2 separate regions of the Homo sapiens genome follow, and region 2 is linked to region 1. A link is a contact called in ENCODE Hi-C or POLR2A ChIA-PET data. All regions are on one chromosome and are shown on one strand. Each heading gives the region's core, a stretch centred on a gene start or an enhancer-like site at or near the end of the contact. The rest is flanking DNA. Distances are from core to core; before and after follow the strand shown.

The links. Hi-C counts contacts between places; a loop is a spot of excess contacts on that map. ChIA-PET counts read pairs that join two places held with the same protein, here RNA polymerase II (POLR2A). Pooled maps may share reads with other maps.
Region 2: a pooled map shows a loop between it and region 1 (5-fold over the local background). The contact joins two enhancer-like sites. A Hi-C loop is called at or near these places in 2 of 168 maps with a recorded cell type or tissue (PC-9 and endothelial cell of umbilical vein) and 5 of 50 pooled maps. POLR2A ChIA-PET finds 5 or more read pairs at or near these places in 4 of 52 experiments (AG04449, MCF 10A, OCI-LY7 and 1 more).

What each region holds. Positions count from the first base shown.
Region 1 is chr5:148,788,110-148,792,803 of GRCh38, reverse strand. No RefSeq gene overlaps it. Among named protein-coding and RNA genes, the nearest start is that of ADRB2, 36 kb to the left of the region's middle. Within about 2 kb of position 2,248, at least 3 of the 41 ENCODE cell types and tissues checked have a DNase peak (open chromatin) inside an H3K27ac peak, as active enhancers do.
Region 2 is chr5:148,984,589-148,989,255 of GRCh38, reverse strand. It overlaps SH3TC2 (SH3 domain and tetratricopeptide repeats 2), which reads left to right. Exons shown (of 17, transcript NM_024577.4): 17 at 1-4,667. Among named protein-coding and RNA genes, the nearest start is that of MIR584, 75 kb to the left of the region's middle. RefSeq lists an enhancer at 4,080-4,667. Within about 2 kb of position 1,560, at least 5 of the 41 ENCODE cell types and tissues checked have a DNase peak (open chromatin) inside an H3K27ac peak, as active enhancers do.

The DNA of each region.
Region 1 (4,694 bases), core at 999-3,498:
GTTTCATGTCTCATACCTCAGGATGCATGTGGCTGTTTCTTCGGCTGCACATGGCTGTTTCCTGGGTGGATAACACTCTGCTTTGGGGCCTGCTGAGGGTGCAGTGAGTTGTGGTGTTCTGGAAAAGTGTGCACCGTAGGTTCCTGAAAGTCAGGCCAGGCCTAGGTTCAAAGCTCAGCTTCTCCTCTCATTAGCTGTGGAGCAGCACCTACTTCAGAAGAAATTTGTTAGAATTATATACGATTTCTAACATAGGCTGCCACAACTTACCTAGCATATATATTATAGCTTCACCATGTAAATGGCTATACCAAATACATTTTTAGAAAAGACTCAAATCATGGCTATTGGTTATTGATTTGAAAAGAATTGTGTTCTAAAAAACTCTATATAAACTATAAAGCTGTAGGCATTAAGTAGATATATATCACTATTATTTCTTGTTATGAGGCAAGTAATGGTTTTATACTAGACCCAGTTCATTGGGTTAGCATTTTGCTTGTCCTTTCGGCATGTCTCTGATTCTTTTTTCACTGAATGACACTTAGCAGTTTACACAAAGTGCTTTTCACTTATATTATCTCACTTCGTCCTTAGAGCAAACCTATCAGGTAGATGCTCTAATTATCCCCATATTACAAATGAAGAAGACCGAGGCTACTACACAGAAAATGGTTGCCTCCAGGCCACGTGGGATTTATGCTTCTGAAATCTGTTGGTTTTTGTTGTTGTTGTTTATCTGACAAATCCCCTGCCAACCCTCCACAGAACTGTTGTGGTGATTAAATCACAGAGGTCGCTGTGCCTTTGAGGTAGGAGACTGGAAGCTTGCCTCTGCTGTATCACCTTGGCCATGTGAAAAATGCCACAGTGGGGTGTGGGTTTGGGAACCAAGGGTATGGAGCAGAGGAAACCAAGACAACTTGGCTTGAATCCCGGCTCTGCCAACTCAGACAAGTCACCTAACCTCTCCCAAACTTCATTTCCAGTCACTTACCATCTCTGATTCTTAGCTTCTAGATACATTGAATAATTGTCTTTACCAGTGGGGTTGTTATGAGGATATAAGAGGATAGTATGTCTGGCATTGATCCTAGTTTAATGTATACTGAATTAATTACATATTACATTGCCTTTTATTTCATAGTACCTACCACTGATGGATAAACCACCTATTTGTCTTTTATGCAAGGGGATCCCCTCTCATTCAGCTTGTTGATAGATGTAGTGAAACCTCCTTAAGTCATGAGGAGCTTAGTCTAGTGGTTAGAGAGCAGAACTGAGTCACAAAGTCTATTTCCCAAAATGAGTCACTTTGTAGCTAGCATTTTGCTTTAGTAAGAGTCAGAGATGGAAAAAGGGGGACACATTGGTGGGGTAGGGCTGTGGATGTGGGTGGGGGATGGGACCCCTCCTTCCTGTGGTGAGCAGCTCTGGAGTCTGGCTTGACCACCTCTCTTCCTTCAAGACCAGGTGGCGTTTCACTGGATGAATTATTTCAGTTTATCATTGCTCCTGATGTTTACATGTTTCCAGTTTCTTTTTACTACTCCAAGAATCTACTTTTGGAAACACCAGTCATACTTGCTGTGTGACCTTAGCCAGGTCTCTTCCCTCTCTGGTCCTCATTCTAATAATCTACTAAGTGGTGGGATTGTGTCTGGTGTCTCTAAAGTTCATTTCACTTTGGCGTTCAGACCTCCTAGGATGGAGGTTAGAGTTCTAGGTGTGTTCTCGTGTGCCAAGGAGAAAGAATGACCCACTCATTGCACCCATCATTTCCTGGATCCTGACACATCATCCTGTAATTTCAGACTGGCTCCTAGGGCACCTCATGCCAGCTGGTTATTTTCCATCCCACCTATAGTGCTGCCATCCTCTAAGCACAAGAAAAATGGTGCTGGCACTGGAGAGGGTTAGCATTTTTAAAGGAGCCCAAATAGCCTTAGGGCCACTTGTTTCTTCAAGGCCCCAGGTGACAGTTCAAGAGCAAGTGAGATGGTCTTAACTTCACACAAAACCATTTATCAGGGAGTCACTTCCCATTTATGGCTGGTTGTTTTGGTTACCAAACAGACGGACATACATGGAATTATATTTCTCTCTCTCTCTCGTGTTTTTAATACTGAGGTGGGGCCATTGTGGGATTAGCTTAGAGCCATGAGTCATTGGGTGCAGGGCATGTTTCTATTTGTCGTAGCATTTTATTATTATTATTGAAGCATCTATAACCGCGTGGGAACTGGAGCCCAGCTTGACCACCTCTCTTCCTTCAGATGGCCTCTATGTTCCTACATATGTCATAAGCAGCGTGAGCAACAGCTACACACTCATTCGATAATGGAGGACATGCCAGTTGAAGTTGGGTCCAGAATTCTTCATACCTGACTAGCCTGTGGGCATATAATGGTTAAAATTACTGGAGAAATTTCAATGAAGAGGGGGAAGAAAAAGAGAGAGAGCACTGATTTGGGAATCAGGAGTTTAAGCTTGATTAGTAAGCATTACATAAATTTGGGTCAATGATTTTACCCCTTTAGGAGAGTAGGGTGATTGGGGCAAAAAAAGGAAATAAAGTTTGTCTAGTTTTCCAGACCAATTAATTGGTAGTAGCTGTCTGATGCGGTGTGCTGAGAATTATGGAACATCATTTGGATCCTTGGGAAGAAGATCCTTGGAAAATGAGCAGCATTGAAGCTCTGTGAGAAGAATCTTGAGTCCCATAGTAATGTCTGCCAAGGACTCTGGCGGAGGAGAGACATAAAGGGAGTGGGGAGTGTTTGCCATTCTGGCACTAGATGATCTTCAAAGTCCCATACAGATCCAAACATTTCATGGTTAGAAATTAAAGAAAATAAACTTGCTCAAATTTGTTACCACTTCAATTTTTCTCGTTGGAACTTTGTTACCAGAGCATATAATTTTCAGACCTAGCTTCATTACTGGCAAAGGGAATATCTCTGGAACTTTTGTTATGTGCACCACAGATATTAGCGCTGCTTAAAAGTTCTAAGTAAGAACTATAAGAACTCCAAGTCGTCATAAAAGAGATGTCTTCTACAATTGTTAGGGGGCTGAACATAGGATGGTTGAACAGTTTGTGCAGTTTTGGAAAAATTGTGTTCCATGTAACTTACTGTTTTTATACTATAAACTGCAAAAACAACCTCCCACCTCCTCGTCCCTTCAGCTTCTTCCAGATCTGTGCTCATATTTGGTGCATGTGTTTAAAAGGCTAAGAAATACTGCCAGCCATAAAGTGTAGGCAGTTCTTCAAGGAGAGTAAATGATGTTTGGATGCAGGGAGAGGTAGCTGGCTCAACAGAAGGAAATGTAGGAGTCTTTGTTGAACACAGTCTCCAATAAACCAACAGGATTTTGGGGCTTCTAAAAAGCTCATCTAATGTTCAGCTAAATTAAGAAGTTCCATGAGTGTAAAATCCCCCCATACTCTAGTCTAGCGGGTCCAGCCTTGGACAATTATATTCAGGCCTGAGCATCACATTATCAGGATGGTGAGCTATTTAGAACTATGTATAGTTATGCACAATTGGAAGATTTAAGAGAGTCAGGATTCCATATGGGTGTCTCTCATTTCTATTGTCTCTGTTCAGCCCTGTTTCCTCCTTCAGCAGATGGGTTTCTTCCATAATGACATAGGTTAGGTTCCCTGGGAAAACAAACTCTCCGATGGAGATCTGTGTGGACACCAGCTCTGAGAGAATGAAGGAAGCAAGAGGGGAAAGAGGGAGAAGTTGGGCTACAGTGCCTTCACAACAATTGCCTCATCCAATCCCATGGGGATCTCTGGAGCTGCGATAGCTCTTCAAGATTTTCCCAAATTTAAACAGAGGTATCAGGTCTTTATACCTCTATATTAACCAATTATTGGATGTGGCTGGCTGGGAAACCAAGGGAAAGGCAGCTTCCTTGTGCAGAGAAAGATTCAGCTGTGAGTCGTACTAGTGGCATTTGCGGTAGTCAGTGTCAATGCATCAGTCCTGATCTGGTGGCATATCTAGAGGCCCATCATGGGACCCACTACGATGAAGATATGACCACTAGTGGCCGTAGATTTACATTTGTCTAGCTCTATTACTTCAAAAAGAAAAGATTCTATATTCCAGCTTTAATCTTTAAAAGTCGTGGAGGAGTGCTCTGATTGAATCAGCTTGGGTCAAAAACTCTAGCCAGAAGTTAAGGAATTATGATTGAATGACTTTGAATCTTGTTGACTCTTATGGCAAGGTGGATGAAGCTGGGTAACAGAAAAGAGGTGAAGCTCTATGGTGAGGGGGCAGCCACCCAGGTGTAAACGCCCTCATCTGTCCTGGGAATGAGGGAGGTCACTGGGACTAAGTAGCATAAGAGGGCAGAAAGAGCTAGCTCAGCTCCATGGACAGGGTGTTCTCTCTTAGTAATTACAAATGCCTTCTGTTGGGGAGAAGCTCCCATAATAAGAAACATTTCAGCAGAGGTCATATGTTTCCTTCTTTCCAGTCTTCTTTAGAAAAGTTTCCCTTATTTGGATTACATCAGAATTAAATGAGAAGCTTTAAACTGATACCGATCATTGGGCTCCATTACTAGAGATGCCGATTCGATAGGTCTGGTGTGCGGCCCAGGACTCAATGTTTTAAAGACTCCTCATTTGACTTTTATATGCTGTTATGTTTGGAAACACTAGCCTATGG
Region 2 (4,667 bases), core at 311-2,810, 200 kb before region 1:
GCAGTTAGCATGGTGGCTGGAATGTAATAGGTCGTTAATAGATTATGGCTATTTTTAAAACCCATGACTTGAGCCTGTAATCTTGGAAAAAAGACTCAAAAAGGGAATTCAATGACTCCAAAAGGAACTCAAGGAAATATAAAGAAAATACGTTAAAAAACAATGACAATAGCAAATTCTTCCACAATCCAAGACATTGTTTTGTGTGTGTTGTGTGTGTTATATGAGTGTGTGGTTGGTGGTTGTTTTTTTATTTCCTTCATGTCTGGGCTCAGTAGGGCACAACTAGACCAGATAAGGGAAACATTTTGAGTGAGAGAGAAGGTTGCTTGCAAATGACATCTCAAATCCAAAGAAGAAAGCAAAGTGATAACCCTTAAACATTAAAGTTATGGGGATCGTGTTTTTGAACCATGAGGTGGAACAAGTGACATAACAAACCACCCCAAAAGTTTCTGATTTAAAACAGCTTATCATCATCTGTTGGTCTGATGGATTGACTGGGCTCACCCGGGCAATTCTCGCTTGGGTTCTCTACTGTTGTTGCAGTCCAATAGTGGCCAGAGCTGGAGTCATCAAAGGCTCCTCTGGGCTGGGCATCGAAGATGGCTTCCTCACGGGGCTAACAGTTGATGCTTGCAGTTGGTTGGGAGCTCAGCTGGGGCTGTGATCAACTGGAGCCGTGAGCCATGTCGACTCCATGTGGCTTGGCCGTCTTACAGCATGGTGGCTGGTTCCAAGAGAGTGCATTCCAAGAGCTAGCATTCCAGGAGATTAAACGGGGAGCTGCAAAGCTTCCTATGACCTGGCCTCAGAAGTCACACAGTGTCACATCTGCTATATTTTATTGGTTATACAAAGCCAGCCTAGAGCTGGTATAGGAGGGGATTACTCAATGGCATGAGCACTGGGAAGCCTGGTTCACTTGGGGCTATCTTGGGGACTAGATAGTAAGGCAGCTTTACAAGACCAGATAACATTCCCATCTGGGGTAGGATTTTTGATAATGATTTTCATGTCCATGGGAGAAGGAGTAAAGATGCTTTGTTACCCACTTTTCATAAAATCTAGCTTGTTCTCTTGAATCTTCCACCACTCAACTTCTAGCCTGTGTGCATAGAGTTTTTATTACCCAGTAAGGCCAAAAGAACCCAGCCTTGTCCTTAAGACATGCAGGAAAAATATTAGGTAAGTCACCTTCTCTGTCTCCAAGTGGGCAGATGATATGACTCTCTGTCCTTGGCCAGAGGAGGTGCAACAGCATTCTCGGCACTTCCTTGTGGGTATCTGGAGAAGTGGCCAAAGTGGAGATGGCTCACCTTTAGGTGCACTCACTATGTAAGCTTACTCTGGGCCACAGAGTGGAGATTTTCAGATGAGAAGTTTCATGATCTAAAGAACACACACACACACACACACACACACACACACACACACACACACACAGATTTTGAATGAGGCCTCGAGTGAGGACATGACTTGGTGAGCTTCCCATGCTTGTTAAGTGGTGGGAGAGTGACCACAGCTTTGTTCTTCTCAGTCTTAATCTGATGATCTTCACTGAATCACTCCACCACACTCGTTATAAGGTTTCCCTTTGTTTCTGTAGTCATTCCTGGCACTTAGTTATTTCAGTGTTTATATATAGTGAGACTCTTTGAAAATGCTATAGGTGAGAAACCCAGCCAAATATGTGGAAGTCTTATGGAATATGCCCAAGACTATAGATGTAAAGACCATGCAGGTCTGCTGTGGGATAGAAATGTTAGCTGGAAGCTCAGCCTGATCTCTCATGAATAAGGCCTGGGAGAGTTTCAACACCTTATCTCCTCAAGTTTACTTACATACTCAATAAATAGTTGTTAGATTCCTTCTATGTGCCTGGCACTGCCCCAGGCTGTAGCAATAGATCAATGAAAAAAACTTATAAAGTTCTTGTCCTCTTGGCACTTGCAATCCAATGAGAATATTCCTGAACATTCCCAATGGTGACAGATAGAACCAATCTTTGTTCAGAACAAAGACCATTGGCAAAAATGTGCTTTTTCTCCTCTCCCCACAGAGGGGTTACAGTGGTTAAAATAATTTAAATCAAATTAAATTTAGAAGCATTTGATTTACACATTTCTTCTAAAGTGTGAGACTAATAAGATGATTTTGGAATGGATCTAAAATAAAGAATTTCAGATTAGAGAATTAAGCACAATGAACTACCATGAAATACATTAGCTGGGGAATTAATATTTCATTTTCCAAAAATCATTTTAGAAACAATAGCTCCCTGGCATTGAACTGGAGTCTTTGAAAACTCTGCCTCTCCTTGGAATTCTTGATATGACCTCATATTATTGCATTGTTAAATAATCTCAGCATTTTTTGGGTGTAACTGTTTTAACAAGTTAACACTTGATGCTGTTTATACAACGTGTCCCTTGGAGGAGCAAGACAGAACAGGACTGGGAGATTACAGCATGGGAATGGGATTTAGGCTCGTCACATTTGGTTGACTGAGCAATTCTTATGCTCTGATTTGGCTTATTATGATGCCTACAAGTCACCCTAACAAGTGGCTTAATAATTTGTCAAAAAAGGTATCTGTCATGTACTCAAACCTGTTGTGTATGAATAATCTAATTGAAGTTCACTTTTAAAATGATAATTCAACAAGCATTTATTAAGAACTTACTGCATTCTAAGCAATGTAGTTGATGGAGGTTGCTACCCTGGCAGATCTTAACTCACAAAGGGTCAGAGAAACAGCAGAAAAATGAGTGCTATGATAAAAGTAAGACAAGGAGATGTAATAGGGAGTGAGTGGGGTTACCTTGGCTTTCCAGGGCTTCCGTTTTCTCACTAAGTCTATCATTTAGAGCTGGGACCTAATGGAAGATCTCTAAGGTTCTTTTAGTTCTAACATTTAGTAATCACATGATTTGTGCTATTAGGTTTTTAGAACAGTCACTAGCAATGTCTGTTTTTTAATTAGCACAATATTTAATTGCTTTCTGATTTCAGATACATTTTTTTTCTCTTGTTCTTACAAAAACCCTGCAGAGATGAAGAAGCTGTGGTTTAAGGCAGTTATGTAACATACCCAAGTTCACACGGGCAGTAAAATAGGCTATTAAGCAGGGCCTTAGTGAGTGAAAATTGATTATAATTGGATCAAAACAGCCTTACTTAAAGAAGTTGAACTAATGAGTTCTAATTTCCTTTTAAACACCAAGATTCTGCATTTATGTGTTTTTCAAAAATCACCCTAGAGATGATACTCTGTAAGTCTCATGTCAGAAAAATGATCGAGTGGTATCTATAGGTTACTTTGCTCCCAGCACAGACATGAAGTCTTTTGAGCCCTAATGGAGATATGATAGTGGGCCAAATCTATATAAAAATGACATTCCACACATTGAAAAATAAAAGTGGCTATTGCTGCTGGGAATGCAAAATGAAACAGCTGTTTTGGAAAATGCTTTGATAGTTTCTTATAAATTAAACATACACTTACAAAGTGATCCAGAATTGCTACTCCTAGGTATTTATATCAAAGAAATGAAAACTTATGTATACAAAAGCCTATACACAAATGTTTAGAGTGGATTTATTCATAGTTGCCAGAAATTGGAACAACCCAATGTCTTCAAACTGGGAAATGGATAAACAAACTATGGTGTATTCATACAGTGGAATACTACTCAGTAATAAAAAGAAATGAGCACCCAATACATGCAACAACTTGGAGTTACATCAAATGCATTATGCTAATTAGAGGAAGTCAGACTTAAAATGCTACATACTGTATATAATCCATATGGCATTTTAAAAACTACAGGATCAGCAAACAGATCTGTGCTGTGAGTTGGAGGAAGAATTGATGAAAAAAGACACAAGAAAATTGTTTGAAGTGATGGAGCTGTTCTATATCTTGATTGTAGTAGTGATGGCATTGAATGCATTTGCCAAAACTCATAGAACTCTGTAACTAAAAAATAATGAATTTTATTATATATAAATTATACCTTCATAACAGGGTACCCTCAAATGAGTAGTAATATATTTTTGCGTGTGTTTTGATTTTAAGTGCTTTGAGTGAATAGTTTTTTTTTTTTCCAGAAAAGTAGCTCATTCTTATTCAGTGTTTGTTTTCTGAGGATGTCAAGTGGAGTCAGAACCAATAAAAGTTCTATCAAGAAGAGTCTCAGTTAACCAGATTAGCTTGCCCAGGTTGGTGGAACCATGAAAACCAGATTAAAAATAATGGGAGTAATCTTCCATTGCTTCCATCCCTAGGATTCACTTCCTGTCCTGTTTTATACACTTTGTAAATGGTACCTCTATAACCCATTATGCTTTTTGGCATCATTGCTCACTTTGACTATTTGCAGATTACAAATTATTTGAGGTCAAAGAAGTGAGTGGAGTACATAACCTTCAAGGTGAAGCAGGAAGCAGATGCCTCCTTCTGAGTATAAGTTCTCTTAGGTCAGATACTGGGAACAAATTTGTTTACAGCACCAAGCACAGCTCTTTGAGGGTTGGAATACCCACTAAACATCTAAGCAAATGTGGACATTTACCCTTCAGGGATACATGCTGACAAATTCCTTCCTATATGCCAACCTGAAAGACCAACCTTGGAGATATATGAAGCATTGCCTAGTCCAGAG